Linked DNA regions of Homo sapiens: regions 1, 3 and 4 are each linked to region 2. Evidence: chromatin loops called from intact Hi-C (ENCODE). Cell type or tissue: heart right ventricle. All regions are shown on one strand. Links, peaks and the distances in the headings refer to the core of each region. The heading gives the core; the rest is flanking DNA.

Evidence for each region. Hi-C counts contacts between places; a loop is a spot of excess contacts. Peaks named below come from ENCODE experiments on the same cell type or tissue, not always from the same donor. Only the 100,000 strongest peaks of a DNase experiment are listed, where the experiment ranks them.
Region 1: it touches region 2 in a loop (3-fold over the local background); 26 of 110 quality-filtered maps call a loop at or near these places.
Region 3: it touches region 2 in a loop (10-fold over the local background); 27 of 110 quality-filtered maps call a loop at or near these places.
Region 4: a loop joins it to region 2, with 2.9 times the contacts of the local background. A loop is called at or near these places in 15 of 110 quality-filtered maps.

Annotation. Positions count from the first base shown.
Region 1 is chr12:94,093,933-94,101,730 of GRCh38, forward strand. It overlaps LOC124902986 (a long non-coding RNA gene), which reads left to right and starts at 7,681. Exons shown (of 2, transcript XR_007063409.1): 1 at 7,681-7,798. RefSeq lists a silencer at 4,581-4,875 and enhancers at 6,649-7,158, 7,159-7,667, 7,724-7,783. In heart right ventricle, for the core only: no CTCF peak of the experiment used is centred there; no DNase peak of the experiment used is centred there; H3K27ac peaks cover 386 bases.
Region 2 is chr12:93,986,436-93,994,233 of GRCh38, forward strand. All of the region lies in intron 2 of LOC105369912 (a long non-coding RNA gene), which reads right to left. Among named protein-coding and RNA genes, the nearest start is that of PLXNC1, 160 kb to the right of the region's middle. In heart right ventricle, for the core only: a CTCF peak has its summit at 4,810 (motif pointing left); a DNase peak (open chromatin) is centred at 4,806; H3K4me3 peaks cover 560 bases; H3K27ac peaks cover 1,178 bases.
Region 3 is chr12:94,071,944-94,079,741 of GRCh38, forward strand. No RefSeq gene overlaps it. Among named protein-coding and RNA genes, the nearest start is that of PLXNC1, 73 kb to the right of the region's middle. In heart right ventricle, for the core only: a CTCF peak has its summit at 3,564 (motif pointing left); DNase peaks (open chromatin) are centred at 1,558, 2,548, 2,838 and 3,508; H3K4me3 peaks cover 777 bases; H3K27ac peaks cover 3,195 bases.
Region 4 is chr12:93,498,738-93,506,535 of GRCh38, forward strand. MRPL42 (mitochondrial ribosomal protein L42) reads left to right here. Exons shown (of 6, transcript NM_014050.4): 6 at 2,439-7,798. The coding sequence ends at 2,484. Among named protein-coding and RNA genes, the nearest start is that of MRPL42, 35 kb to the left of the region's middle. In heart right ventricle, for the core only: a CTCF peak has its summit at 4,478 (motif pointing right); a DNase peak (open chromatin) is centred at 4,482.

The DNA.
Region 1 (7,798 bases), core at 1,394-5,393, 110 kb after region 2:
CAGAAATTATAACACTCATTTCCAAATATGGCATCAAGATGGAAAACTTGTGCTTTTCACTGTTCAGAACAATTTCTGTTCATCAAATTTTAGAAAGCATAGAGGTCTGCAGCTGGGGACAGGAAGACAGGGCCTACCAGCTTAGAAATTCCCAAGGTTTTGGAGTTAGGTTTGAATCCCTGTTCCATCACTGACAACTTATGTGAACTTAAGCAAGTTCCTCAGTCTCACTGAACCTCAATTTCTCATCTCCAAAATGAAGACAAAACTACCTATTTTATAAGCTTTTTGTAAGAATTAAGTTAGAACATTTCTATGAAGCACCTAACTCAGTGCCCAGTAATAGTAGGTAAATCGTAGTTCTCATAATTATATTTCTCCTAGTAGTAAATCAGCTTCCATCATCATCCTTATCCTACCCATATTTTATTCAGAATGAAATATTAAAGCTTTTAATAAGTATATAGCTGACCCTTGATCAATGTGAGGGTTAGGGGCCCTGACTATCTATGCAGTCAATAGTCTGCATGTAACTTTTGACCCCTAAAGACGTAACTACTAATAATAGCTTACTCTTGACCAGAAGCCTTTTCAATAACATGAAAAGTTAATTAGCACATATTTTGTATTTGTATTTGTATTAGTCCATTTTCACACTGCTATGAAGAACTACCTGAGACTGGATAATTTATCAACTAAAGAGATTTAATTGACTCACAGTTCCACATGGCTGGGGAGGCCTCAGGAAACTTACAGTCATGATGGAAGGGGAAAGGGAAGCAAGGCATCTCTTACGTGGCAGCAGGAGAGAGAGAGAGAGAGAGAGAGAGAGAAAGTGAGGGGGAACCAGAGTGAGAAAGTGAGGGAGAGCCACCAAACACTTTTAAACCATCAGATTTCATAAGGACTCACTCACTGTCATGAGAACAGCATGGGAGAAACCGCCCCCCATGATCCAATCACTTCCCACCAGATCCCTCCCTCAACATGTGGGGATTACAATTTGAGATAAGATTTGGGTAGGAACACAGAGCCAAACCATATCAGTACAATATACTATATTCTTATAACAAAGTAAGCTAGAGAAAGAATATGTTATTAAGAAAATCAGAAGGAAGAGAAAATGCATTTACTATTCATTAAGTGGAATTGGATCATCATAAAGGTCTTCAACTTTATTGTCCTCATGTTGAGCAGGCTGAGCGGGAGGAGGAAGAGGAAGGGTTGGTCTTGCTGTCTCAGGTGTGGCAGAGGCAGACGAAAATCCATGTACAAGTGGACCCACCAATATACAGTTGACCCTTGAATAACATGGGTTTGTTAACAACTTAACAATTTGTAAGTTCAAGCCCATGTTGTTCAACAGTCAACTTATGTTGAGCACCTACTAATTCCCTGGCATGCTACTGGGGAGAAGAATGAGGGTGAGTAGACATGGGACTTCAAATATTGAATAATACAAGATTATAATCTGATTGTACGAGGATATTGGCAACAAGAACATTTACTGAACTGCCATAGACAGGTGTTCAATGTATGTTCAAAGGTAAAAGAGATCTACTTAAATCAAAGGGAGATGCAATGTACTTGTGGCAATGAGAAGCCCTTGGACAAGGCTTGTGAGCCCCACTGTCCAGGGCTCCTCTCCCAAGGCTGTCAACAGACTGATTCCAGCATTTTTGCCACCCATCTGACCACTGGAGCAGGGCTGGCTTCACAGGCCTGAGACCTGTGCAGTTTTATAAGCCCCACAAACCCCACCGCCACACTTAGAAGGCCCTTGTGGTTGGTTTAATTCTCTGCTGCTGTTGCCTTGAAATTCTTAATGATTCTCTAACATGCATCACATTTTCCGTTTGCACTGAGCCCTACAAATTATGTAACCAGTCCTGCTTTTGGAGTGTGAGAGGTGATGCTTAATTCATTTTTGTTCCCAGTGCCTGACACAGCATGTGCTCATAAATATTTTTGAAATGAATGAATGAATTTCACTTTTATAATCATACAGGTGGCAAATGCTTGTACACCCACTGTATTAGTCAGGGTTCTCCAGAGGGACAGAACTAATAGGATATGTGTATATATGAAAGGGAGTTTATTAGGGAGAATTGGCTCACACAATCACAAGGCGAAGTCCCACGATAGATCATCTACAAGCAGGGGAAGAAAGAAGCCAGTAGTGGGTCAGTCCAAGTCCAAAAGCCTCAAAAGCAGGGAAGCTGACAGTGCAGCCTTCAGTCTGTGGTCGAAGGCCCCGGCAAACCACTGGTATAAGTCCAAGAGCCCAAATGCTGAGGAACCTGGAGTCTGATGTCCAAGGGCAGGAAGCATTCAGCACTGGAGAATGATGAAAGCTAGAAGACCCAGCAAGCCAGCTTATCCCATCTTCTTCTGCCTACTTTGTTCTAGCCATGCTGGCAGGTGATCGGATGGTGCACGCCCACGTTGAGGATGGGTCTTCCTCTCCCAGTCCACTGACTCAACTGTTAATCTCCTCTGGCAACACCCTCACAGACACACCCAGAAACAACACTTTACCAGCCATCTAGGCATCCTTCAATCCAATCAAGCTGACACCTAATATTAACCATCATATTCACCTTTACCTAAAGTTTAACACTTAAAATGTACTAATGTTAGGTGCCCTGTACCTTGGACTTTGAATTTTTTGAAATAGGACTTTTGCAATTTTCTCCAAAATCCACATGTGGAGGAAATAAGGAGAACAGCCCAGCAGCTGGGTGCCTTCCTCTCCACCTCAGTTTTTAACACCTCGGTTTTACCTGTTCTTTTTATACACAGTTATAACCTAGATCCTCCTATACTCTAACACACACACACATGCATGCACCTTTTGCTGAGATTGAAACCAACTTGTACTCTCAAGTAAAACTGATAGCATACATTAAAAAGAAATTCAAGTATGATTTCTGAAAACTGGTGCAGTAACAGTAGACAAAGTGGAAAAAAATTTAAAAAGAGATTCAGATTGTTTTTATTGTTGTAACATGTATATAACATAAAATTTACCATTTTACTGGAAAAGACATTTCTTCAAAGAGGATATACAAATGGCCAGTGAGTGCATGACAAGATGCACAACATCACTAATCATTAGAGAAATGCAAACCAAAACTACAAGGAGATACCATTTCATATACACTAGGATGGCTACTATTAAAAAAACAAAAAAAAAACAAAAAAAAAAAAAACAGAAAATAACAAGTGTGGGCAAGGATGAGGACCCCAGAGAAATTGGGACCCTTGAGCACTGCTGGTAGGAATGTAAAATGATTCAACCACTGTGGAAAATGGTATGGAATTTCCACACAAAACTAAAAATAGAATTACCATATGATCAAGCAATTCTGCTTCTGAGTACATACCCCCAAAAAACTGAAAGCACGGACGTGAAGCTCATCGCAACTTTATTTACAGTAACCAAAATGTGGAAGCAACCCAGGTGCCCACAGATGGATGAATAGAAAAAATAAAATGTGAAGTATACATACAAGAATATTAGACAGCCTTAAAAAGGAAGCAAATCCTAAAGCATGCTACAATACAGATAAACCTTTGAGGACATCATGCTAAGTGAAATAAGCCAATCACAAAAAGACAAATAGTGTATGATTCCACTCCTATGAGGCACTTGGAGCAATCATTGCCTCTATCTACTCCGGGACCCTTTCATCACCCCCAGCTGAAACCTCATACCTCATATTATTATTAAACAATAACTCCCCATTCCTCTCTCCTCCACCCTGCTAACCACCATTCTACGTTCTGTCTCCATGAATTTGACCATTGTCAGTATCTCACATACGTGGAGTATTTGTCCTTTTGCATATGGCCTGTTTCACTCAGCGTAATGTCTGCAAACTCCATCATGTTATAGCATCTATCTACGTTTCATTCCTTTTTAAGGTTAAATAATATTTCATTGTATGTATATACCATATTTTGTTTATTCATTCATATCAATTGACATTTGGGTTGTTTAGATGCATGTTTTAAAGACAGGGTCACAGTATTCCCCGAGAGTTTTTAAATTTTACAATATGCAATAGAAAGTCTTTTTGATGATGGGGGTTAATTTCTCCCAGCGCCAGCAAGTCAGCTGGCCCCTCTTTCCTGAATAGCCTCGGAGGTTTTCTGTGATCACAAAAGAATGCTGTCAGGGAAAAAAAAAAAAAAAAAAAAAAAAAGCCTCTCCAGAGATAACTCTTCGGTCAAACCAGGTTTATTAAGGGATGTCTCCTGCCGGGCACGGTGGCTCATGCCTGTAATCCCAACACTTTGGGAGGCCGAGGTGGGCCGATCACTTGAGGTCAAACTTTCGAGACTAGCCTGGCCAACATGGTGAAACCCTGTCTCTACTAAAAATAAAAAAAATTAGCCAGGCGTGGTGGTAGGCGCCTGCAATCCCAGCTACTCAGGAGGCTGAGGCAGGAGAATCGCTTGAACCCAGGAGGCGGAGGTCACAGTGAGCCAAGATCGTGCCACTGCACTCCAGCCTGGATGACAGAGCAAGACTCCATCTCAAAAAACAAAAATAAAAATAAAAAAATAAAAAAGGATGTCTCTAAATGTCTGTTCAATATGGAACAAAGCCAGTGGGTGCTCCAGCCTTACGAAAAAGACACAGATGCTAAAGGCTTTCTTTCATCAACAGCCTCACACCCCCAAAGATCATTTCCACATAATGCAAACGAGCCCCAGTCAGGTCTGCCATGAAGATGACTCAGGCATGTGAAATCTCAAACCTCTCACTCTTAGGAAAAGCATATTTTAAATACTGGAGCTCCTGGTGTGTTGGGGATGGAGCTGGGACACAAGAGTTGATATAAATGTCTCAGCTTATGGCTTATCTGTTGTGGAACACGCCAACTTTACTACCATACTAGATTTATCTAAGTCAGTGAAAGCCTTCAACAAACCTCAGACTTCAGACCTTCTGACTTCAGTTAGAGCATGGAACAGCATCTTTGACAGAGTTGGAAAGAATTTATCCTTCTTTCCTATTCAGTTCATCTGTCACAAATTTGCAGAGCATGTGTGACACCGTTCCCAGACATCTTTTTGGTCACTGGGGCTAGAGAAGTGAGCGTGACAGACAAGGTTCCTTTACTCAAGGAGGTCATACACTTACAAAGAGCCAGCAAGCAAACAAACGAGATGGCTTCAGATTGTGGTAAATCCTATCAAGGACACAATCAGGGACCTGACACAGTGGCTCATGCCTGTAATTCCAAAACTTTGGGAGGCTGAGGTCAGAGGATCGCTTAAGGACTGGAGTTAGAGACCAACCTGGGCAACACAGTGAGACTCCATTTCTACAAAAAATTTAAAAATTAGCCAGGCGTGGTAGCACACACCTGTAGTCCTAGCTACTCAGGAGGCTGAGGTGTGAGGATCGTTTGAGCCAGGGAGTTCAAGGCTGCACTGAGCTATGATCATGCACTGCACTCTAACCTAGATGACAGAGTGGACCTTGTCTCTTAAAAGAAAAAGACATAATCAGGAACATGAGAGAGGGAGTGACTATGAGGCTATGTAGGTGGCAGAGCCACTGCCCACCAGGGCTTGAGGGAAGGGTGCTCTGAGGAGGTGATAGATACTTGAACTAAGGCCTAAGGTGGAGATGCACAAGCCATAGAAGGAGCTGCAGAAAGGGCCTTCCAACCAGAGGACATTGTGCATGCATAGGCATAGCTTTAGGAAGAGCTTGGCGTGTGCAAGTTGCAGAAAGAAGGCAGGCGCTACAGCCAGAGTGCGATGAGCGAGGAGCAGGTGGTGGAGGCAGGCAGGGCGGTGGGGGTTGTGGGAGGGCTTCTGGCCAGTTATGGAAAGCCACAGGAAGATGAGAAGCAGGATAACGATCTGAATGACATATTTCAAAGAGTACGCAGGCTGCAGCTGCGGGGTGGAGAATGGATTGTGTGAGTCTCCTCTTTCTCCCCCGTCTTTCCTTTGAGAATATCACAGGAAGGGCAGCAAAGCGCTCACCCTCACCTTTCCCTTACTCAGTGAGACTCTGGACTGTGGACTCTCATGATAGAGATAAACTTTTATTTTCTGTCTTGTTTAGGCCACTGTTAGGCTGAACCTCTTTTATCCTTTGACCTAATTATCAATGTCTGATCCTAGTTAATAAAGCTCTCACTTTTAGCTGCTCATAAAAGCTCAAACTCTGGGAACCACTAGTTCATACCCTCCTTGGCCTTTGGCATATTCTATTCCTCCTTTTGTCTCTAATGTTTTGCTTGCATCCTTGGCACAAAACACCCACCCAATACCTAGGAGGTGTTCCATAAACACTGAAGAGGAGGAGGAGGATGCAGCGCCTAGAGGTGTCTTGTTGTTTTCAGACCTTGTTAGTCATCAGGTGTCAGAAGAAATCTGTAATGTGGACTTCATCATGCAAAATGGCTCACGCCTTGCCGAGTGGCACTCAGCCCAGGAGTGCGAACGGGGAGAGGAGATTTCAGCCAGACCCTGACTCTTGTTACCTCACCTGGGGATGTGCAGCCTTGAATGCACTGACTCACCATCCGCTTCTGGGAGGCTATTATTTTTATCAGTTTGCAGCAGCAGGAAGTGAGAAGAGAGCTTCTAGGAGGGAAAGGATGCCTGAGATTCAGCTGAGGACTTCAGCTGGTTCCCTGTTGCAGCCTCCTCCAGAAGTCTCTGTTTTTCCTGTGTAGCGTTTATCTTAGGTATGACCAATTAACGTGTTTATTCAATATATCTTCCCTTATTAGACCATCGGCTCCACCCAAACCAGGAATCAACTCTGCCTTTTTCACCCTGGTACCTGGCACACAGAAGGTACTCAGTAAAATATCGGTTGAGAAATGAATAAATCAACCTTTTCATGAAGAGGAAAGAGATAAATAGAATCGGTTAAGCTTGACACAGGAAAACCCGTTTGTTTGTTTGTTTGTTTGTTTGTTTTTTGAGACAGAGTCTGGCTCTGTGGCCCAGGCTGGAGTGCAGTGGCACGATCTTGGCTCACTGCAAGCTCTGCTTCCCAGGTTCAAGTGATTCTCCTGTCTCAGCCTCCGAGTAGCTGGGATTACAGGCACGAGCCACCACGCCCAGCTAATTTTTGTATTTTTGGTAGAGACCGGGTTTCACCATGTTGGCCAGGCTGCTCTCGAATTCCTGACCTGAAGTGATCCGCCGGCCTCAGCCTCCCAAAGTGTTGGGATTACAGGCAAGAGCGACCGCGTCCGCCCCCCTTTGCAAGCTTTAAAGGAAATTATTTGTCTCATAGATAGGATTATTCCCTTTGTGGGTGAGCCCTGGCGAGAACCTCCGTCCTGAGCCAACTTCCTTAGCGGGATTCTCACCCTGCCAGGTAAGATCCCTCTGTTACCAGGAGCTCCATAAAATGCAAATAAGTTTCAATATTCACTTAGGAAAATAAAAATGAGCAGTAAGTCAGCTAGGAGCAAAAGGAACGGGACATTCAAAGGCTGTGCCCAATGTCAGACAGAAGTAGCTTTGTAATTCTCCCAGTGTAGGGCTGCAGGCACCTGGCGCTGGAGACCCGGCCTGGACGAGGCAGGGCTCAGGGCGCGGCTGGAGGGGCTCGCCCGGCGGGGCGCTGGAGCGGGAGAAGGGCGCCCTCTGCCGGGGGTGAGGAAGATCAGTCCGCACGCGCGGTGCCTTGGTCTTGCAGCCTGTTCGAACCTCGCGCGAGGACATCCACTTCTTCCACGGGGAAAGTAGGAGGGTGGGGGCAGAAAAACCAAACTCCTGCCAAGAAGGTGCTTTGCACGAGCATTTTGCG
Region 2 (7,798 bases), core at 2,427-6,426:
GTGAGGACCATGAGATGAATATCAAATTGAGGGAAAGGTGCTGAGTGAACAATGTTAGACGTTTTCATTGAGGGTACAGGTCAAGAAAGAGGCAAACCATTTGTTCATACATTAATGATATTTTGTTTCTTTACTTTAAAAAATGCCCTGTGGTCATTTATATTCATGAAAATTTACTGACACATTAGTATATCAAAGGCTCTGAGAAGTCTTGCAATTAAGAATCTGAATTATCTTTGTTTTATCTAGTATTTCTCAAACACGTTTCAAAATGATAATTTTCATCTCCCTTCCCCACTTTACACACGTAAGTACCCATGAAGATGATTAGGGTAAAGTGGTCTTAAATAATAAAAGATATAACAAAAACAATTGAAAGTATATTTGTAACATACACATAGCTTTGTTGGATGGATGTTTCAATGAGGACAACAGTAGTTTGAATGCAGTATGCATTTTTCACATAACATGGAAAGTAGTGCCATTTTGCTCTTTGTCTTGCAGTTGGAATATGAGATAACCCATGCAGAATAGCTACCAACTGAGTCTGTCTGGCCAGCATTTACACAGATACAGTTGCACAAGTGGCCCTGTACAACAGTTATCCTTGAATTTGATTTGTCAAGATGGTTTGTGTTATTACCTCTGTGGTATCTTGATTTACCTTGGGTAGTGGCCAGTCCCTTAAGTTAATGTTGGCTATTAGCCCATTAGCTGTTACATGAGTTTACTGTCAGTGGGTGTGGAGGGTATGATTATTTGCCGATGGACTTGTCCACAGCTAGAGGTAATATGTACCTGGGTGTCTGAACAAGTTTTCATGAGGGATCATCTAGAAACGATTGGAAAACAGCACCCGAAGCCACATGTGCTCAGTTTGGCATGCAAAACCTTGCATACTAGATTCAGTAGTGGGGGCAACAGGTGATGAATAATTTGCAAACTGGTAAAGTTTTAGTTGGACCTGATAATATTGGGAATCTTCCTATATAAAGATACAGAATATTCATTATTAACAATAAAAAAACAGACAATAGATAAACAGATTTTAGGCAATCTAAGAAGAAAATTTAAATATTCTGGCTCTTTTTTTTTGCCTGTTTTACTTTGGATTGTTGGTATTTGGAGCAATGCTGGATGCCACGACTCAAAATCATTATCATTGCTTGAGACTTATAATTTGTTTAAGATTTGCACCACTTCAACATAAATGGCTGGTTTTACTAACATTCCACCTGAAATTCTGTATACTTCCATGGACATCTTAAAAAAATACATATCCACAAATTTGCTCAGCTTAAGGAAAAATTGGAAAAAACTTAGATGCCCTAAAATAGGGAATCCTTTATTATATTACATTCATATATGGTAACCATTAGTGCTGTCCACCAAATATTTCCAATTCTCCTGCTGGACACATAGTAGGATTTCATTTCTTTCCCACCTTAGCTTAAGTGAGGCCATGTGACTAGCTTTAGCCAAGGAAATGTGAAAGGAAATACAATGTGGCATCCAGGCAGAAACTTTAAGAGCCAATGTATCACCAAGGCAATCCTAAGCCAAAAGAACAAAGCTGGAGGCATCACACTACCTGACTTCAAACTATACTACAAGGCTACAGTAACCAAAACAGCATGGTACTGGTACCAAAACAGAGATATAGATCAATGGAACAGAACAGAGCCCTCAGAAATAATGCCACATATCTACAACTATCTGATCTTTGACAAACCTGAGAAAAACAAGCAATGGGGAAAGGATTCCCTATTTAATAAATGGTGCTGGGAAAACTGGCTAGCCATATGTAGAAAGCTGAAACTGGATCCCTTCCTTACACCTTATACAAAAATCAATTCAAGATGGATTAAAGACTTAAACGTTAGACCTAAAACCATAAAAACCCTAGAAGAAAACCTAGGCTTTACCATTCAGGACATAGGCACGGGCAAGGACCTCATGTCCAAAACACCAAAAGCAATGGCAACAAAAGACAAAATTGACAAATGGGATCTAATTAAACTAAAGAGCTTCTGCACAGCAAAAGAAACTACCATCAGAGTGAACAGGCAACCTACAAAATGGGAGAAAATTTTCGCAACCTACTCATCTGACAAAGGGCTAATATCCAGAATCTACAATGAACTCAAACAAATTTACAAGAAAAAAACAAACAACCCCATCAAAAAGTGGGCAAAGGACATGAACAGACATTTCTCAAAAGAAGACATTTATGCAGCCAAAAAACACATGAAAAAATGCTCATCATCACTGGCCATCAGAGAAATGCAAATCAAAACCACAATGAGATACCATCTCACACCAGTTAGAATGGCAATCATTAAAAAGTCAGGAAACAACAGGTGCTGGAAAGGATGTGGAGAAATAGGAACACTTTTATGCTGTTGGTGGGACTGTAAACTAGTTCAACCATTGTGGAAGTCAGCGTGGCGATTCCTCAGGGATCTAGAACTAGAAATACCATTTGACCCAGCCATCCCATTACTGGGTATATACCCAAAGGACTATAAATCATGCTGCTATAAAGACACATGCACACGTATGTTTATTGCGGCACTATTCACAATAGCAAAGACTTGGAACCAACCCAAATGTCCAACAATGATAGACTGGATTAAGAAAATTTGGCACATACACACCATGGAATACTATGCAGCCATAAAAAATGATGAGTTCATGTCCTTTGTAGGGACATGGATGAAATTGGAAATCATCATTCTCAGTAAACTATCGCAAGAACAAAAAACCAAACACTGCATATTCTCACTCATAGGTGGGAATTGAACAATGAGATCACATGGACACAGGAAGGGGAATATCACACTCTGGGGACTGTGGTGGGGTGGGGGGAGGGGGGAGGGATAGCACTGGGAGATATACCTAATGCTAGATGATGAGTTAGTGGGTGCAGCGCACCAGCATGGCACGTGTATACATATGTAACTAACCTGCACAATGTGCACACGTACCCTAAAACTTAAAGTATAATTAAAAAAAAAAAAAAGAGCCAATGTATAATTTTTTTTCCCATGGTCAGTTTTTCTTCTACCTGGGTCCTGGAGTGAGAACATTATGTCACAGAGCCGATCCCTAACTGATCTGCAATTGACACATAGAGTGGGCAAGAAATTAAAAATTGTTTTATGTCACTGAGATTTTGGGGTTATTTGTTACTACAGCTTAACCCAGACCATTCTGGCTGATAGGCCACAATGGGACACTAAACAGTTCACGAAAATTACATAGTAGAAAAATGTCAGATGATAAAGGACAGATACAGGTTATATATTCAGTAAAAATTGCAAGTTTTAAACAAGTATTGGTTAATCATTGAAAAATACATATGAAATGGAGTTTCCTGGGATAGACTGGATCTTTAGAATTCTGAAGCTGAAAATAATTCAATGAAAAAACGTGTCTTTGGTAAGTGTCCATCAACATACGGATAAGCAAAATATGGCGTATACATGCAATAGAACATTATTCAGTCTTAGAAAAGAAAATCTGACATGCTACAACATATGAGGACATTATGTTAAGTGAAATAAACCAGTCACAAAAAGATAAATGTTGTATAATTCCACTTATATGAGGTATAAGTGTAGTCAAAACCACATAGACAGAAAGTAGAATGATGCATGCCAGGGACTGGAGGAGACGGAAATGGAGAGTTGGTGTTTAATGAGTATAGAGTTTCAGTTTTACAAGATGTGAAGAGGAAAACAAATCATTCCCTTTTCCTGGGCTTGGGAGAGGGCTTTGGGTCTCTCCTGCATGAAATGGAGAAGCCTGATGATTCCTGGTGTTGAAGAGTAAGCTCACCCTGGCCTCAGAGATGTCAGTTGGTGGTTGGGTGGGAGCCAGCCTCAACCTATGATTCTAAGATTAGTGTGGGGGCTGAGGCCCTTGGTCCCCTAAAGGTTTGTTGTAAGATCACTAACATGAAGCAGATTGATGAATAGGAGAAAAGGCACACACATTTATTTCACATGTATACATGGGAGGCTTCAGAATGAAGACCCAAAGAAACAAGGAAAATTGTCCATTTTTATGCTTAGGTTCAACAAGGTATGGACAGCCACGTAGAAATATGATTGGACAAAAAGGGTCTGATCTACTGTGAATAGACTGAGCAGGGAGACTCCACAAGGCCTGTCTGTTCAGGTTCTTCTTGGTCTCCCTGTGTAGCTTTCCTTCCTTCTGGGTATGGGGACTTTTACCCTCTCTGGAATGGGGGCTCTCTGCAATGGGTGTCTTCTGACCTACAGTCAAACAAGGTAGGTCAGATCATTTATTTCTGGCCCGTTTTTGTATGGAATATTTTTAGGTGTTTTGGCTGGCTTTCAGGAAAAGGGGTTCTGGTTTCTATGCCTCGCCTTGGGGGAAGAGGGATTCTAGTTTTTATGGCTAGGCTTGGGTTGCAGGGGAGGGCGGGAGAAGATCAGAGAAAAACTTTTGCTTCCGTGGCTGCTCTGAGGCCTTCATTTTGGTGTACAGTTTTTTCAGCCCCAGCATTAGCCATTTGGTCTGGGAGCTGGAGGGCCTGTGTTGCCGTTTAGAGGGAAGAGCCAAGGAAAGAGTGTGTCCCTTCCCAAGGCTCTCATGGATGTATGAGGACCAGTCAACAGCGAAGGGTGGCTGACTGTGACAGAGCCAGCAAGAGAGGATTCAGTCACAGAGAAAAAAATGCAGGCCCCCAGCCAGGGTCCTCCCGCAAAGTATGACAATTCAGAACTACTGGGGATGATACAGACAACATTCAGCCTCCAGTGTGTGTTCCTGTCTCTCCCTCTAGAGGACAGTTCTCGCTCTCAAAGTGCGCTCGGTGTGTCGTGTCGCCATGGTAAAAAGGCAGGAGACAGCAAACGCTTGATCCGAGCTGCACCATGCCTCGTTTTCACTCTCCCTGAAGACAAAAGAAGGTGGCAAGTAAGGAAAGCTCACCCCAGGGAGTTTTCTCGGAGAACACAAGCGGTCCCAACAGGGTAAAGGAGAAAATAATTATCTGGAAAGGTTGCAATTAATAGTATCAGGTTTAACCTTTGTGCTAATATGGGAATCTAAGGCACTAAGTCATCGCCTAAGACCTAGTGCTCTCTGTACGACAAAGCTTTAGTCTTATAATGTGGAAGTCAGTGCTTATTACATCCAATGCCTGAGTTCCCAGCGGACAGAGTTCCTTCTCAGGCAGCCGGCCAAGGACACCAGAAATTAAGCAGGGGTCTGTGGCTCTGCCGTCTAGCTATGACCAAATTTAAATTTGTGCTTTTTGCCTTGCCTGCCAGTGAACCTGCTGCTAGACTGAGATGTAAATGCCATTTCTGGTGTACATTAAGAAAATGTGAAACAATTAGCTCAAAGCCGTGGTTATGGAGCAAAAATATTAAAAATATAAGTTAGAAAATCCTTGTGACAATGTTCATGTGAATGGTGAGGGTAGGGAGTCCATTGCATATATGTGTGTGCATGTGTGGAGGAGTACGTGTGTTGAATAAATATGCATAAAGAGTGCATCAGCAGTAGATCCAAGAACTTATGTATGGGGGTGGGTGTGGAAATCCACATTTTAGTAACATTTTTTCCTTCTTCACAGTCAAGTGACGTTTCTTCAAACATCTGTTCTGTGAGCAAAGTAGGGAGGGACGTACATCAGTGTTAAGTGCTTGGGAGAGGAATTCTGGAGGAACACTACCCACTTAATTTAGCTCAGCTCTATGAAAGATTGCAGGGTTTGGGACTATTTCTAGCCACATCTGAGAGTCTGTGAAAAGTGGAAGTAAAGTCATTAAGCGGAATGGGCATTTATACATTTGGTAATTTGTCTTGAGTCAGAAAGTCTAGACACTCCCCTGGGAATGGGGGGAATGTGGGCCATGGTTATGACCTTCAGGACTCTGGAAACAGGAATGACAAAGACCTGGAAGGTCCTGAGGCAAATGGGCTCAATAGATCTTTTTTTTTATTTGAAACAGAGTGCAGTGGCACAATCTTGGCTCACTGCACTCTCCGCCTCCCAGATTCAAGCGATTCAGCTACCTCCTGAGTAGCTGGGATTACAGGCACACACCACCACGCCTGGCTAGTTTTGTATTTTTAGTAGAGACGGGGTTTCACCATGTTGCCCAGGCTGGTCTCGAACTCCCAGGCTCAGGCTAACCACGTGCCTCGGCCTCCCAAAGTGCTAGGATTACAGGCGTGAGCCACCACACCCACCTTCTTGGTGAAGGCACATAAAGCAAAATGAAAGCCCACTGGTCTGGTGTTCAGACACAAGCCAGGCCTCACCCGACTTGGAGACAGGCAGCCCCAGCCAGCAAGAGAGTTACAGACCTCAGCTAGATCTGGGGACCACCAGTTTCCTACCAGGGCAACCTGAGAATGTACTCTCTCTGTGCCGCAACTCTTTCCCCTCTCAAATAGGCACAACCATTGTAACAACCAGAAGAGCTAACATGGATGAAGAACTTCCCGCGTACCAGGCACCATAATAAATGCTAGATCCATGTACTCTTCTTGATAATCCTACAATGTAGTATTATTATATTTCATTGATTCTAAGATGTTCTTTTTTTTATATTTTAACATTCTCTGTTATCAGGATGAATAATTGATAAGAAAGCCTGTAAGTCATGGTTAAATTTTTTTTTAAGAGACAGGGTCTTGCTATGTTTTCCAGTCTGGTTTTAAACTCCTGGCCTCAAGTGATTCTGCTGCTTCAGCTTCCCAAAATGCTGGGATTACAGGCATAAGTCACCGCACCCAGCCAGTCATGATTAAATTTATACTTTTAAATCTTTTTTAGTGATATATAAATTGATGATGTGTTAGATTCAGTGAGGAAACTGAGGCAGAGATTTGAAAACTGAGGCACAGGTGGGCTGAATAACTCGCCTAAGTTCACACAGTTAGAAAGTGGTAGAATGAGAGTTTGACTCAATGCTGTTTCTAGAGTTGACTTTCTTCTAAGGTGCTAGACTTCCTGGTCCCTCCACTTACCAGCTGTGTGATCTCAGGCAAATTCCTAACCTCCCTGTGCCTCTGGGATTTTTTCATCTGTGAAATGGTGATAATAATATTAGCAACGGCTTCATAGGATTGTTGTGGAGGTTAAACAAGTTTACATATGTAAAGTTCTGAAAATAGTGCCCGACATATGGCAAGTATTCAATAAACTTTAGCTACAATTACTTTTTCTTCTTCTAAAGAGAAAACCAGCATCACTTGTTACGTATAGAAGACAACTGGAAAAAAGAGGGTTGTAACTAGCAAAAGGAGAATAAGTTCATCTCTGTGTCCCTAAAATCGTCTTGGCCCCAGGACAGGTATGCTTACCATATTTTGGGAAATGGCTTTTTGTTCTATCTCTCAAAAATTGAGAGATCAAGTGAAAGCGAGATGGGGGAAAGTGGCTGAGAGGGAGTGGCTGTGAGAGGTGAGGAGGGAAGGACAAACAGAAGGACAAGGTAGGGCAGCAGATCTGGGGCTGCCCTGGGTTTGCTTCAGAAGGTGGGAACAGCATGGTGCTTATGCTGGGGTGGCCATAGCAGTTGGAAGGAGCTATACTGACTGGAATGAAAAAGAGTTTCAATCTGCAGGTTGCAATTCATTAGTAAGTTATGGGATGAACTTGGTGGGTCACAATCAGTATCTTTAAAACTATAGGAGCAGAGGCCAGGTGTGATAGCTCACACCTTTAATCCCAGCACTTTGGGAGGCCAAGGCGGGCCTGATCATCTGAGGTCAGGAGTTTGAAAATAGCCTGGCCAACATGGTGAAACCC
Region 3 (7,798 bases), core at 1,327-5,326, 84 kb after region 2:
AGTTCCTGAGTTGGGGTATGGTCTTGTGTGTGACTGTGGGTGTGTGGGCGGCAGTTCTTTCAATTACTTTTTCTTTTTTCTGAGACAGGGTCTCACTCTGTTGCCCAGGCTGAAGTACAGTGGTGTGATCATGGCTCACTGTAGCCTCGATCATGGCTCACTGTAGCTTTGACCTCCCAGGCTCAAGCAATTCTCCCACCTCAGCCTCCCGAGTAGCTGGGACTACAGGCACACACCTGGCTAATTTTTGTGTATTTTTTGCAGAGAGAGGGTCTCACTATTTTGCCCAGGCTGGTCTCAAACTCCTGGCCTCAAGCGATTCTCCCGCCTCGGCCTCCCAAAGTGAGGGGATTGCAGGTGTGAGCCACTGCTCCTGGCTTAAGTGATTTTATTTGGTATTGCCCCCTTTCAAGTAGGAGCCTTGTGATCCAGAGCCCCTCTTCTCACCTGGCTTAATACATCTTTTTCCCCAGACTAAACTGACTAGACCTTTTAACATTTATTAAGCACCCTCTCACTCTAGCTAAGATTTAGTTCTAGAACACTAGAATAGGGAAACTTTTCCTCTCCCCCTCCCATAATTTAGCACATAAACAATGAAATGGGAAGAAATGTTGAGCACATCACACAGTAGACCACGTGGGGCTTGAAAGAGGGGCAGGAGGGGCTGCCAGAGCACTGCACGAGGAGCCTGAACACCTGGGTCTCTACTAGCTGTCAATCACAGATCACTACCTCTCTGAACTTTAGAGTCTTTGACTACAAAATACAAATAACAGCATCTGACCCTGTACCTCATGGAGTTATTAGGAGGATCAAATTAGAGAAAGCATGGGAATTAAGGTGTCATAGGTCATGAATTACAATATTTATTAAATTCAAATGCATAAGCCATAATCCCACTCGCCTTCCACTGTGTCCCAAAGTGTGGTTCGTGGACTTCCCTCATCAGAATCACCTAAGGTTGCTTAATGAAATACTGAATTCTGGGTCCTACCTCAGCCCAAGTCTCTCCCTCCCCACCTCCCAACCAGCCAAGTGATTATTAAGCATAATAAAGTTTGGAGCTGCTGGTCCAGGAACTAAGTTTGATGGGATAAAAAAAAGAAGATAAAGGATAATTATTTAAGTGCCCATAGATTCTTGGCATTCACATAGGTGCCAACCTATAATATAAATGACTGGCCTTATCCATCATGTTTGAATATTCCCAATGGGTGGCACATTGTGTTCCATTAAAAATAGCTGGGTAAGGCCACTTGACAGAATTTTAAATAGGCAATATAAATTGTTACACACGTCCCTTCTGAAGGGACATTTTTAATGTAGAGTCTTTTGTCTAAAGATAAATTTCTAATGTTCTTTCCACCTGTCTCCTATGCCCCCAGAACACCCAGTCTTGGCTTTTCTTGGTACTTTACTAAATGCCACGAAGCTGAGGACTCACTGCTTTTCAATGCCAGCATTTCTGACCCAGGCTCCTCTCCCACAGCCAACCCATCACTAGGGCCAAATCAGCAATTGTACCTGCCGTAACAATCTGGGTGAGCGCCCAGGGGACAGCCTGTTCTGGTTGAAGCAGGACCTGAAGTTCTTACGGCACATTGACTCAGCAGGACTCAGATGCTTCCACAAGCCAGATGGGCAGTGGGGGTTTCCATATCCTCAGCCTGCAATCTCTTTAGCCCAGATAATAGGCCCACCAGCTGGTCATCCACTCCCGAAGTTTTCAGCTGGGCATTTCTCCATCCATTTAAAAGTACAGTAAGCTTTATAGATACATAGATGCTCCAGAACCATTTGGAATAAATTGAGCATGTGGCAGAGGAAGAGGGCAGGGGATTTCCAAGAACGACCAGCAGCACTTGGAGATTTGTTTCTTAAAAAACACGACTCCTTTTCTTCTCTGATCCTGTGGTCTATTGTGAAATGACCAGAGATTTCTCCCAAGGATCTTGAGAGAGAGAGAGAGAGAGACAGAGAGAGAGAGAGAGAGAGAGAACCAAGTGCTATCGGCAAAGAGGCCATACTTGGATGCCATGATCATCAGACATTTCTCTGGCCCCTAGAATGAGTTGGAACAGAGATGCGGCGTGCAAAAGCCTGAGCCTGGAGCCCGGGGTGATTTTAGAAAAGCAACACTCCCTCACCTGGGAGACACAGAAACCTTGAGAAAAGTGTGGAGCATGTGCTTGTGCTGAGGTGATCTATATATCTGGGGCCCAAGGTACCTGCATGGACAGCTAGTTAACATTCTTATTTTTGCCATTATTACTTTTGTTTTCCTAACTCCCCCGGACTCACTCTGCCCACCCCCACCAATGTTGTCTCCCCATCTGAAATGCCCTCCCTCAAAGCTCCCCTCCTCCACGCTGTCTTTCCTGACCAGAGTTCTCACTGACCTCCCGCTGCTCAGGGCGCTCCTAACAGTCATCTACCCACGTTATTCTGTGCGTATGAATCTGACATTCCCAATATGATTGTGCGTCAGGCGCCAAGCCTGGGCACCCTTCGTTATTCCACCTCACTACCCAGCCAAAGCGGGTGTCTGCTAAATGCCTGCTGACTCGTTGGCAGTGGGCTGGGACATAGAAATAATCTTTAAAAACTGAATTGGGTAATACAATAGACTTTGTGAAAAACAGATATACCTGAATGATGAGAAACAAGTTTGGCAAAACAAGACAGTAGAATTATTCCATCATTCTGCATCTAAAAAAAGTTAGAGGGAGAGAGAAAAATGAAAAGTTCCCAGTGACATCAGCTTTGGCAGTCCCTAATGGAAAGTGGCCTTGCCAGAGCCCTGCTCCCTCGCTCAATTGGGAACGCTTTTCATTAATGCTATTAACCTGGCCCCACAGTCAGAGGCACAGCCTGCTGGGCCAAATGTGCTCGGTTCCAATTGCTGAATCATCTCCATCTCTTTTGCCCTTCCTAATACCTTCAAGAACTAGGAGAAGCAAAGGAGGGCAGCAAAGAATTAGAAGAAGCACCAAGCACTATCAACATTAGCAAATCAGTACTAGGAAGTAGCTTGGCCGCTTCCTTCCATTTCCTTCCAACCCTGGGAACTCTTTCCATTAAAAACATTTCTCCACCACATCCATGTTTTAGACTTCTCACTGTATCAGCCCAAAGGAAAACTCAGCTCTCCATCCCCAACCACATACCATGAGCGATTTCCTTCTAAGGGAGGAAAGTCACCCTTTGCAGTTTACAGCTTAATTGCTTGACATCAATCAAGAAACCCTAGTAACATCCTGGGAATTCTGGGACCTTCTGAAAGCAGCCTGGAAGATCAGAAGTCTTTCCAGCTGCCCCCTAGACTCAGCATGATTAAAAGGTGCGGAAGGACCCCCAGATGGGAGATGTGGAGAAAAACACCAAGAAGGAAGTGAAAGTCAGACATAACCAAGAAGGAGGCAAATTTAATCTTCTCTGAGCTGGAAAATTAAAGCCAAGAGAATTCTATTATTAGGAACCTCTGTTCCGAAGGCTGGGTGGGGGCGGGATGCAAAAAAGGCTGCACTGCCCTCTATTGGGACCTAACAGCACTCAGCTAAGGGCTCTTCATTCATGATCTCAGTTAGTCATTGCACAACTTTTGGGAGCTATTAGTAATGGAAAAAAGACCAGAGAAATCAAGTAACTTGCTCTAGCTCATGCAACTAGGAAATGGCACAAGCAAGGATACTAAACCAGGGACAAATGGCTTTCCCAGTTTATTTTCTTGCCATTCATCTTTATAGCCAAGCTTTTCCTCCTTGGACCCAGAACATGGCATGTTGTAAGCGTTTGCCAGCAGTTCTCTCTGGCATGATGGGTCTCAAAGCTAGCTGCCTATTAGAACTACCTGGAGACATGCTCTAACCTGCCAAGTGTTCAAGCCCCACCTCCAGTGATTCTGATTTTAATTGATCTTATGTAGATCCTAGCTTAAGTAGGTTTTAAAAGTTCTCCAGGTGATTCTAACATATAGCCAGTGCTAAGAATTCCTGTTCTAGCTGCAGAAGATATAGAGGCAAAACACATGGCCCCTTCCAAACCTGGGACTTGTATTTAATAGAATTTAATACGTTTAGAGGGCTTCACTAAAGAAAAATCACTTTTGAAGGCTGTAGGCTTTCTAGTGGAATGTTAGTTCTGCTTTATGGTATGGTAGGCTGAATAATAGTCCCCCAAAGAGCTTCACGTCTCAATCCTTTGGAACCTATAAATAGATTACTTTACACAGAAAAAGAGACTTTGCAGATGTAATTACATTAAAGATCTTGAGTTGAGGAGATTATCCTAGATTATCTGGATGGCCCAGATATAATCACAAGGGTCCTTCGAAGAGAGGCAGGGGAGTCAGAGTTAGAGAAGATGTGATGATGGAAGTGGAGGTTGGAATGGTGTGAGGAAGGAATACAAAAAATGCAGTGGCCTCTAGAAGCTGAAAAAGGGAGAGGAAACATCCTCCTTTAGATCCTTCAGAAAGAACAGTCCTGCACAGGCTTGACTTTAGCCCATTGAGACTGATTTTGAACTTCTGACCTCCAGAATCATAAGAATAAATTTGCATTGTTATGAGCCACTAAATTTGTGTTATTTGTTACAGCAGCAAGGGGAACTAATACAGATGTGGTGCAGCTCGCTTCAGCCATCTGAGGCTTGGGTTCCTCACCTCTAAAATGGATACTCATACCTACTTCAATAGGACTAAATTCAATAATTATAAGGAATTCTTGTGGCTGGCACACAGTAAGTGTTCAATAAACGGCACCTACTATTACACTATTACACCTACTACTACTACAGCTACTATTACACTCATCCATAGAGGAACCTGGGATTCTCATCTCCTGAGAATCCCAGGTTCCTCATGCAGCTCTGAGTCAAAACAGGTGGGGCACAAAGTGGAAAAAATATAATAAGATGTGAGAAGAAAGAGGCTTTTAGTTGTGCCCAAATACATTTCTACAGGACAAGGGATCAAGGTGAATGGAAAATAAATTAGCAAGAGAGCAGTGGCAGCAGAATTTCTCAGCCAGCTGGCCTCTGGGGGATGTTTGCACACGCTGGTTCTGAACATGCTATCAGATTCCTGGCACTATTGGGTCCACTTCCCAGGAACTCAGCCCCTTATTGTAAGAATTCACAAAGAGAAAGAGAAAAGGAATTAGAATCATCATAATACCTAAAGGACCCAGAAATATACAAGTTCCCCTGTCCAAATACAGCTAGCCAGTCAATTTCTGAGCAGTTGGACAATTTCAGGTTCTTAAGCTCTCACAAGAATAAAACATTGTTTTCTATCTATGTAGTGTTGGTTGGATTGATAGTATTAATGGACATTCTACCATGTATGAGACTTATGACCTTAGGCAAATTACTCTGTTCTTCAGCTTCTTCACCTGTAAAACAGGGACAAGGGTAACACCTAGTTGTAGGGTTGTCATGAAGATTAAATGATTTATACATGCAAAGGGCATAGTAAAGTGCCTGGCACACAGTCAAGTGCTCGGTAAGTTAGCTATTAACATTCCCAGCAGGGTTATTTTTATTTTGGAAAAAGACATGAGGCTAGGTGAAGGAAGCCACCGACTTAGAATACTTTTCATGAAGAACAGTATTTTTGTTGTTGTTGTTGAGACAGGTTCTCACTCTGTCACCCAGGCAGGATGGGGTGCAGTCACGCAATCATAGCCCACTGCAGCCTCAAACTCCTGGGCTCAAGCAATCCTCCCACTTCAGCCTCCTGAGTAGCTGGGACTAAGACACAATCCACCACACCCAGGTAATTTTTTTATTCTTTGTACAGACAGGGTCTCACCATATTACCCAGGCTGGTCTTGAATTCATGGCCTCAACTGATCCTCCTGCCTTGGCCTCCCAAAGTTCTGAGATTACAGGTGTGATCCACCGTGCCTGGCAGAAAGACAGTAATTTTTAATGTCCTTTTATTGTTTTATGTAGTTTTGTTTTTAAAGGAGCTTCAAGAGAAAGAAGTCCAAAATAGGAGCCAGATACAGGCACGTATTCACTCAGCCAATATTTATTGACTGTCAATTATATACCAGGAACTTTTCTAGGAACTGGGGCCTAAAGATAAACAAAATCTGTTCCCTACACATAAGGAGTGTTCAGCATAATGGTGGAAAGAGAGATGGTAGATTCCTAGCACAAGACAGCAAGACACATGCTGCAATAAGAGTAGGTAGGGCATGGTGAAGAGATACATAGGAGAAAATCTGATCTGGGATAGGGGACATCAGGGAGGACTTCCTGGAGGAAGCAACATCTAAATTGGCTGAGTAGGTTTGCAGATGGATGATAAGGATGTGGAGAGTTTTAGAGGAAACCAGCTCTTCCGAAGTTTTGAGGGCAAGAGCAAGCAGTGTTTTCAGGAAACTGCAGTCAAGATGAACCCAAGGGGTGGGGCCAGGCCTGAAACGGGAGGTGAGAGATTCAGCAGGAGTTCTAAATGCCATTCAGATCACAGATCACAAAGATGGAGAACCATGATAACGAGTTTGTATTTTAGCTTGAGGACAATGAGGAGCTGTTGAAAGGCTTTAAGCAGGGCAATTTCACAATAAGATTTGAGCTTTAGAAAGATCACTCTCAGGAGAGTAGTTGAAAGACAAGATCAAAGTCAGAAAGACAAGCTGGAAAACTATTGCAATAATTCTGGTGAAAGATAAAAGAAGACAGAGTCAAGGTACTGGCAGTGGGGAATGATTAGGCATGGACAGATGTTAGAATGGCAGACCTGCAGACTCTGTGATCAGGTGAGAAAGGGAGGAAAAAAATCTCATTTCCAGGTTTCTAACTTGGATGAAAGGTGGTACCACTCACTAATTCAGGAAATCCAGGAAGCAGAAGTTTGAGAGGCAGGTAATGAGCTCAGCTTTTGACACCTTGATGTGGACACATTGAAGGCCTGTGGGGACCTTCAAGTGGACATGCGCAGTTAGCAGCTAGATATGAGCCTTGAGTTCAAGATGAAGACTTGAGATTTGAGTCATTGGCCCATAGTTCGTCTATTTGAAACCATGGGAATGGGTGAGACCACCCGGGGACAGTGAGGAGTTCAAGGTGGAGGCATGATGTCCTCTGGCAAGAATGCTGTCTAAGGAGACACAGAGATAAGACAGTAATTGGAGGGGAGCAGGAGGTAAAGGGAGATAGTGTTTTGCTGTTTTTGTGTTTTAACAAACACTTGAGATTGTTGAAATGTTGCTGATGAAGAGGAATGGGGTGGGTGGGGAAAGAAAGGATTAAAGTAGAGTCTATCTTCTTTGTTCACAGATTTTGTATTTGCAAATTTGCCTACTCACTAAAATGCATTTGTGACCCTAAAATCAATAATCACGGTGCTTTCATGGTCATTCCTGGATGGGCACCTGTTCAGAGTGTCAAAAAACTGGATCCTCCTGATACACTTGTCCCCAGCTGAGGTTAAACAAGGCAATGCTCTGCCTTCCTGTTTCAACTCTCATACTATAAATGTGTCCTTTTCGCAGAATATTTAGCGTCACATTTTTCACGTTTGTGCATTTCGTTGGTGATTTCGCTGTTTAAAATTGCCTGAAGCAAAATGCCGAAGTGCTGTCTAGTGTTCCTAAGCCCAAAAAGCTGTGCCTTATGGAGAAAATATGGGCATTCAATAAGCTTCTTTCAGGCATGAGTTAGTGCCATTGGTTGGGAGTTTAATGCTAATGAATCAAGAGTATATGGTAAATAAGGTATCTCTAGACAGAAATATGCATAAAATAGGATTATGTGCCGATCTGTTGATGAAAATGTTGTGAAC
Region 4 (7,798 bases), core at 2,177-6,176, 490 kb before region 2:
GACTCTAAGAAAGAAAGGAGGAGAGAAAAAGAGAGGGGGTCGGGGGAGGGAGGCAGGCAGGCAGGCAGGCAGGAGAAAATAATTCTAAATTTCTGAAATATAGGGCAATCTTACAAATGCATGAATAATAGTACCACTTTATTTAAGAAACTACTTTAATATTTTCCCATGGAGACAACAAAAATTAGCTACTTCCATCAGTAGGAAACAGATTTGATTACCTAGCTTAGTATGAACCAGGAGGTAAAGTTTTCTGGGTTAAGAGCTGTAGACCAGTGTTCCAGATGTCACTGAGTCATTGTGTAATCTAAGAAGTGTAACAATATAACTTGGTTTGCCAGGAGCAATCTCAATTTAACTCTTGTATTAATTAATAGTGTCTGCAAGGTTCCCAATCTGGATGATAGAATAAGGTCATCGTAAAATTAAGGTGCTTGCTTTTGGCTAGTGATTGTAGTGCACATTAAAATTCATGCATGATAAGATATGTGTAAATGCTATTTGACATTTATTGAGCATATTTTAGAACTTGACTTTGTTCAATTTAGGGCTATCAGAGTCTCAAACATTTTCAGTCTTGAGTAGTAAATATAATTGAACAGTGTATGCTGAATGACACTTTTAATGGATAGTTCTTAGCATTCTGAAGGTCTCATACTTCATTGAGAGTCTGATAAAAGTTTTGAATCCACTGCCCAGAGAAACACCTATTCAAAATTTTTACAAATAATTTCAAGAGGTTAATGACTTCCCAAACTCCTTCTAGAACCACTATTCTGATGACCGTTCTCCCTGCTTTGAGAGAATGCCTTTCAGAGACACTATTGTACTAGTACAACCTTGATTATCTGGTATGTCAATGGAACCTTTTAGAAAAAAACAGAATTTTCTGTATGCCAACATAAGTACATGTAGAAATGTTTATGCAGATGGTATTTTACTGTGTGTATTTTTTGACAGCTTACTGTTCCATGTTAGTATAGACAGCTGTACTTCGTTCATTTCAACTTAATTCCTGTATTTTGCAAATTTTCAAAAATAAAATCAGTGTATCAGGAAGTTGCCCATATGAAACCTGAAGCAAAAAAATGCTTTAGATATCTTAATCACAACAACTAAAGATCACAGGGTACATGTCTTACCATTTATAGTATAAAACTGAATTTCCACATTAGCAAAAGATTGAAAACAAAAATTAACTTGTGACCAACTTGCCAAAATCTGACCTGAAGGAAATTTTTGAACGTAACTCATCACAAAAACACATGTACTCTGTGCAGAAATGTTTCTTAAATCAGTAAAGAAAATAAGGAAATGCAGAGGAGCAAAAAGAATTCTCCATGGTGAAATCACTCAAAAACTATCACTGCTGACAATGCATTTCATTTCTCTATATCTATACATAAGTTTTGTTAGTTTGCCTATTTTTACATGGTTATCATCATACTGTATATGTAAATTTTCTCCTGTGTTCTTCCTTAATATTTTAACTACTTTTTCTATATTCCTTTGGGACAGAGTGCTAGAAGAGGAATTACTAGGTCAAAAATTATGAATATTTCTTGATACATCTTATCATACTGCTTTTCAAAAGTATTTTGAAGTAAAAGTTTATACTTTTAACCAGTCGGGTCTCATACTGCTAATTTCACCACACCTGTGCTTGGATTGGGCATTATGATTTTTAACATGTTTGTGATCTCAAAAACAAAAGGTTCCTCACTGTTCTGATTTGCAGTCCCTCCATTTTGCATGACATTACACATTTTTCCACAGACATATTACTAGTTTTATTTTATATTAAAACATGATTTTGCATTTATAGAGACCTCCATTTAGAGGACAATAGCCCCTTGTAAATAAAACTTTTAACAGAACACGTTCATGTTCACGATGTGGTGTTTCTTTATGTTTTGGAAGCCTAAATCTCACCAGATGTGATATTTCTTCACTACTAAGACAAAAAACCATTAGTTTTTATCAGAATCAGTCATCTGGGTTACCATGTTGAAATTATCCTCAAGATATGAAAGAAAACTATTTCAAATGCTTAATTTAATTAATAGTCAACAACTTAGCCACGTGTGGTGGTGTGCCTGTAGTCCCAGCTACTAGGCAGGGTAAGGTAGGAGGAGCCCTTGTGCCAGGAGTTTGAGGCTGTAGTACACTATTATTGAGCTTATGAATAACCTCTGCACTTCAGCCTGGGCAATAAAGCAAGACCCAGTCTCTAGAAAAAAAAAATGATTAGGTAAAGAAAAGAAAACAAATTTTCACAATGGGAGAATGTGGCTTATTACTAAGAAATGGCTGATACGTAGTTTCATTGATTTTTTAAAAAAATAGTTCCAATAGCAAAATAATCATAGAAGTTAGATTTTTATCAGGAATAATTTTTATTAAAATCATCTTATTCCAAGTATTTTCTTCTTTTCAAGGTATCACAGATGTCGTAAGAATCTGAATCCTCCAAAAGACAGATGATGCGGAGGTTCCTGGGGGAATCAAAGAGAAATGTGCCTCATTTGCCATTTGAGAAAATGCAGTCTGGTGTATTCAGTAATATATAGTAAAGTAATAATGATAAAATATCTTTTCATATATTAGAATGTGTACTTTTATATAAAGTAATTCTGGATTTGACATTCTCATTTAGAGAAACCTATTTTCTTTTTTCTTTTTCTATTTTAGTGTTTCATTTATGTGCGGTCTCCAATTTAGGACTTTTCCATAGTGCCAAAGCCATACATATTCAGTAGAACATCAATAAATTACATCAGAAATTCAACACTTTATTATAAAACGGGCTTCGTGTTAGATAATTTTGCTAAACAGTAGGCTACTGTAAGTGTTCTGAGCATATTTAAGACAGGCTAGCATTTTCAATTTACAATATTTTCAACTGATAGTAGGTTTATTGGGATGTAACCCTATGATAAGTTGAGAAACATCTCTTTTTGTGTGTCTACTGTGATTTAAGTATTTTTAATCATCAGCCAAGCATTGTTAGTAGTATAAATATGATTAATAAAAATGTGCATGGCTTTCCTGAAGGAGATTTTTTAATTGCCTTTGAGAATAAACTCATAAGGTCTACCAAGAAAATAAATGTTATGATGTTTCAGTTGGCTTCTAGGAAATAATTAAATTAGTGATATTTTAATCAGGTTTTACTATCTGCTAGGCCCCTTCCATCAATTCTTATTAAATTCTCAAAATAATCCTTTGAAAAGGGAGTATAATTACATTTTACAGTGACTCGAACCTTACCCAAACAAGTGGGAGAGCCAGGAGCCAAACTATCAGGCTCCAAAGCTTTTTTTTAGTGCATCACAATGACAAAGGGGTGGTTTTCTTTCACCCAAGAATGTGCTTTCCTGGAAATTTTTCTAGATAGAATATTATGTAATTTGTTTTGAAGGTTTTTTTTCCTGACTGTCTTAAAGATTATGCTAGCTTTAGAACACATGCAAACAGCTGCAGCTCTGTGATTAAAATGTTAAGGTCACTAGAATAGTGTTAGGAAAATGTTAATAGATAATTCTGCTGCCTCTATTAGCTTATGTATGATCCTTAATAGCATTGCTTCCCCTTCAGTTTCTATTTAGGAGGTGAAGAATCTTTTAATAAGGTAGAAAGTTGCTTTATTTAAATTTGTACTGTAGAATGTTTGTGATACAGTATTTGTAAAATTGATATGAAAAATAATTTCTCAAAGTCTATTGTTTGATCTAGTTATTTTAATAAAGGAACTCTAGAAGTTTCAAGTGGCCAGTGAAGTGTGAGGAATAGAGAGTAAAGGAAATAATTAATAATGGTGACCCTCTGTTAAGTGGTTTACTTTTTCCATTAATATAAATTTCATTTGGAAAGATTAAAAAAACAAGTTTGATTGAACTTGATAAATCAGAAATATTTACCAGCTTTGTCGATGGTGTATTCTTGAAAAATGTTTGGTTTTCTTTCAGGTTGACTTATATCCAAAATTCTACAAATTCTTAGCTATGTTATAAATGTAGAAAGAAGTGAAAAATCAAAATATGATTATGAAGATTTTCTTCTCTTCCGAGTACAAAGCTCTGCTAAATAAGGATTTACCCAAGATGCCCACATCCACATACTTATGTGTCAGTGCTTTGGAGAATTAACTTTGACTTTATTCTACTGGAAGTATAGATTAACACTGTGCTTTCTGGGATTTTGCTTTTCATGGGTTGCTGATTTTTAATTTTGCTAAATAAGCACATAGTCCGTGATCACCAGCATCACCTGCCCTCTGTTCCTCCCCCGTCCCCCAGGGATAAGAACCTGTTATCCACCATCAGTAACATTTTATGAAAGATCTACTTATTTGTCTGTTTTGCAGACATTTTAAAATTCGTAAAGTGGGATGCTTCTTTAATTTAAATACATTTAGCTTCATGAAAAACTCACTACACAGTTCTTGTTCAAGCATTATTGGGAAACCACCAGAGGGCACTCTCACCCAGGGCTTAATTTGAACATCTCGCCCAAAAGTGACTTTTAAAAGCACTTAATTAGCAGAGAATTTGGATGTTCATTAGTTGAGAATGACTAGTAGAATAAATGGTAATAGTGAAATTAAGTGCTGGAATATTCTGAGTAGACCAATAGCAAAAACTGATTTTTTTTTTTTTTTAAAGAAAAGGTCTTGCTGTGTCGCCCAGGATGGAGTGCAGTGGCACAATCACATTGCACTGCAACCTCAATATCCTGGGCTCAAGCAATCCTCCCACCGCAGCCTCCCGAATTGCTGAGACTACACATGTGTGCTACCATGCCTGGCTAATTGTTTTAATTTTTTTTATAGAGACGGGGTTTCGCCATGTTGCCCAGGCTGGTCTTGAACTCCTGGGCTCAAAGCGATCCACCCACCTTGGCCTCCAAAAGTATGGGATTACAGGTGTGAGCCACTGTGCCCAGCCTTATTTTTTTTTTTTAAGATAATATTGTTAACATTTTGTATTTCTCTGCATAAATATATTTCAAAAATAAAAATAGAGCTCATAATATATGCTGTTTTGTAATGCTTTTTTCACTTAATAGGAATTTTTTCCGTATCATTAAGTACTCTGATTTAATGGGTGCATATTATTCTATAATCTGGCTTGTCATAATTTAATTAACTCCCTGCTGTTAGACAAAATCATTGTTTCTGTTCCATCTTGTGAATAATGCTGTTATTAACATCCTGGTGGATTATTACCATTTTCTTTTTTTATTTTTTTTTTAAATTTATTTCTTCTTTTTTTTTTCTTATAATCTCATCAGAAGCTGGCAAGATCATTACTGTTTTCTTAGATTTGTTTCTGTAAGTGCAATCGTTGAATCACCATGTCCGGCATCCATGTTTATGTACATTTTTAAAGTCAGTGGTTTAAACTGTATACTTTTTGGGTTTTGGAGATGGAGGTTTGCTCTGCCCAAGCTGGAATGCAATGGCGCGATCTTGGCTCACTGCAGCCTCCACCTCCCGGGTTCAAGTGATTCTCCTGCCTCAGCCTCCTTAAGTAGTTGGGATTACAAGTGTGCACCACCATACTCAGGTAATTTTGCATTTTTAGTAGAGACAGGGTTTCACCATGTTGGTCAGGCTGGTCTCGAACTCCTGACCTCAAGTGTCCACACACCTTGGCCTCCCAAAGTGCTGGGTGGGATTATAGGTGTGAGCCTCCATGCCTGGCCTAAACTGCATACTCCTAACATCAGTATATAGAAATATTTTCTCTTTAGTTCTATTAAAATTTTAAAAAATCTTTATCAATTTAGTAGGCAAAGACTGGAAAATGTTTTAATTTGATCAGCCACTTTAATGTATGTCTCATTTCAAAGCATATAAAGTATACAAGTTTCAGGTCCTAGCTTAAACCTATAAGAGGCCTTATTATGGGCTTATTTCCTTTGCAGCCCTTTACCATAATGTGTTTCTTCTACCTCCCCTGCACAACATTGTTTATATGCCCCCTAAAATGTAACTTCTTTAGATTCTGTTGTTACGTGCAACACTGTATATCTCTCCATAGCACTTAATCAGAGTTTGTAATTAGGCATCTTTTTGTGTGATTATTTGGTAAATGTCCATATCCCCTACTAGCCTATAAGCTCCATGACTTCTAGGTACCCTGTCTGACTACGTGTATCACTGTTTCTACCGCCTAACATTGCCTAGCACATTCATTGCTTCACAGGCATCTGAATATGGTTTTATAAAATACATTGCTCTAGTGCACAGGATTTTAAGCTAAGGATTTCATGAATGGGATTTGGGGTAGGGGCATCTATGAAATTCCTGAAATTGTGTAGAATTTTGAGAATATGTGTTTTCCTGGGGATAGAGTATGTAGTTTCTCAGCAACTCATTACAGTCTGTCACATCATGCCCTAATTCTACTTGCCTGTAGCTAAACACCTAATAACATTAGAACTGAAATGATAGTGATATGCAAGATAGCACGTGTGGTTTCCACATATTCTAAGAGGCATCTTCAATTAGATTCCAAAAATTTTTAAGAAAAAAAGATATAATGTGCCATCATTTTGGATGGTTCTGGGCACTTCAGGTAAACCCTTACTCAAAGAATACTTTTTCAGTTTCAATGTGTATTTTTAAAATTTCCAGAAGATGAGTTGAATATCAGCCCACAAACACTGGTAGTAAGCAAACTATTTTATTTGCTAAAGGCATAAATAAATGTCTCCTTTGCTTTTAGGCAAAGGGAATGCTTCTTCAGATTTTTTTTTTTCCCCAGAAGTTCAAAATAACTTGCTCATAGTCTTCCCAAAATAATTTTCAAACATTCTAACACCAAAGAAAGATACTCCCAATTGAGCTCAGCCATCAGCCTCCTACTATTTTTTAATGTGCTGTTTAACCTTGTGAATGTGAGAATATTTTGAATGCACTGGGAAGGAATACTCAGGAACAATATGTAATGTGCTTTCTAGTTTTGCACAAAGGCATTCATTTTGATTTAGTAACAACCTCATACTTACATAGCATATCCTTCTGCAGAAATGCTTCACAGCCATGACTGCTTGAATTCTTGTCATGTTGCTTGTAAATGAGCTCCTGTTTTTAGATGGAGAAATGGAGGCAGAGTCTCACAATTACATGTGAGAATAGCAAGTAGAACCTTATGATTACTTCTGAGTCTTTTTTTTTTTTTTTTTTTTGAGATGGAGTTTCACTTTTGTCACCCAGGCTGGAGTGCAGTACAGTGGCCAGTGGCATGATCTCAGCCCACTGCAACCTCCGCCTCATAGGCTCAAGCAATTCTCCTGCCTCAGCCTCCCGAGTAGCTGGGATTATGAGCGTGCACCAGCATGCCTGGCTGATTTTTTGTATTTTCAGTAGAGATGGGGTTTCACCACGTTGGCCAGGCTGGTCTTGAACTCCTGACCTCAGGTGATCTGCCCACCTTGGCCCCCCAAAATACTGGGATTACAAGGGTGAGCCACTGTGCCCAGCCTCTTCTGAGTCTTCAATTCAGCAAGAATGTCTCTTTTTTTTTTTTTTTTTTTTTTGGGACAGAGTCTTGCTCTTGTTGCCTTGGCTGGAGTGTAGTGGCACATTCTCAGCTCACTGCAACCTCCACCTCCCGGGTTCAAGCGATTCTCCTGCCTCAGCTTCCCAAGTAGCTGGGACTATAGGCATGCAACACCATGTCCGGCTAATTTTTTGTATTTAGTAGAGATGGGGTTTCTCCATGTTGGTCAGGCTGGTCTCAAACTCCTGACCTCAGGTGATCCACCTGCTTTCGCCTCCTGAAGTGCTGGG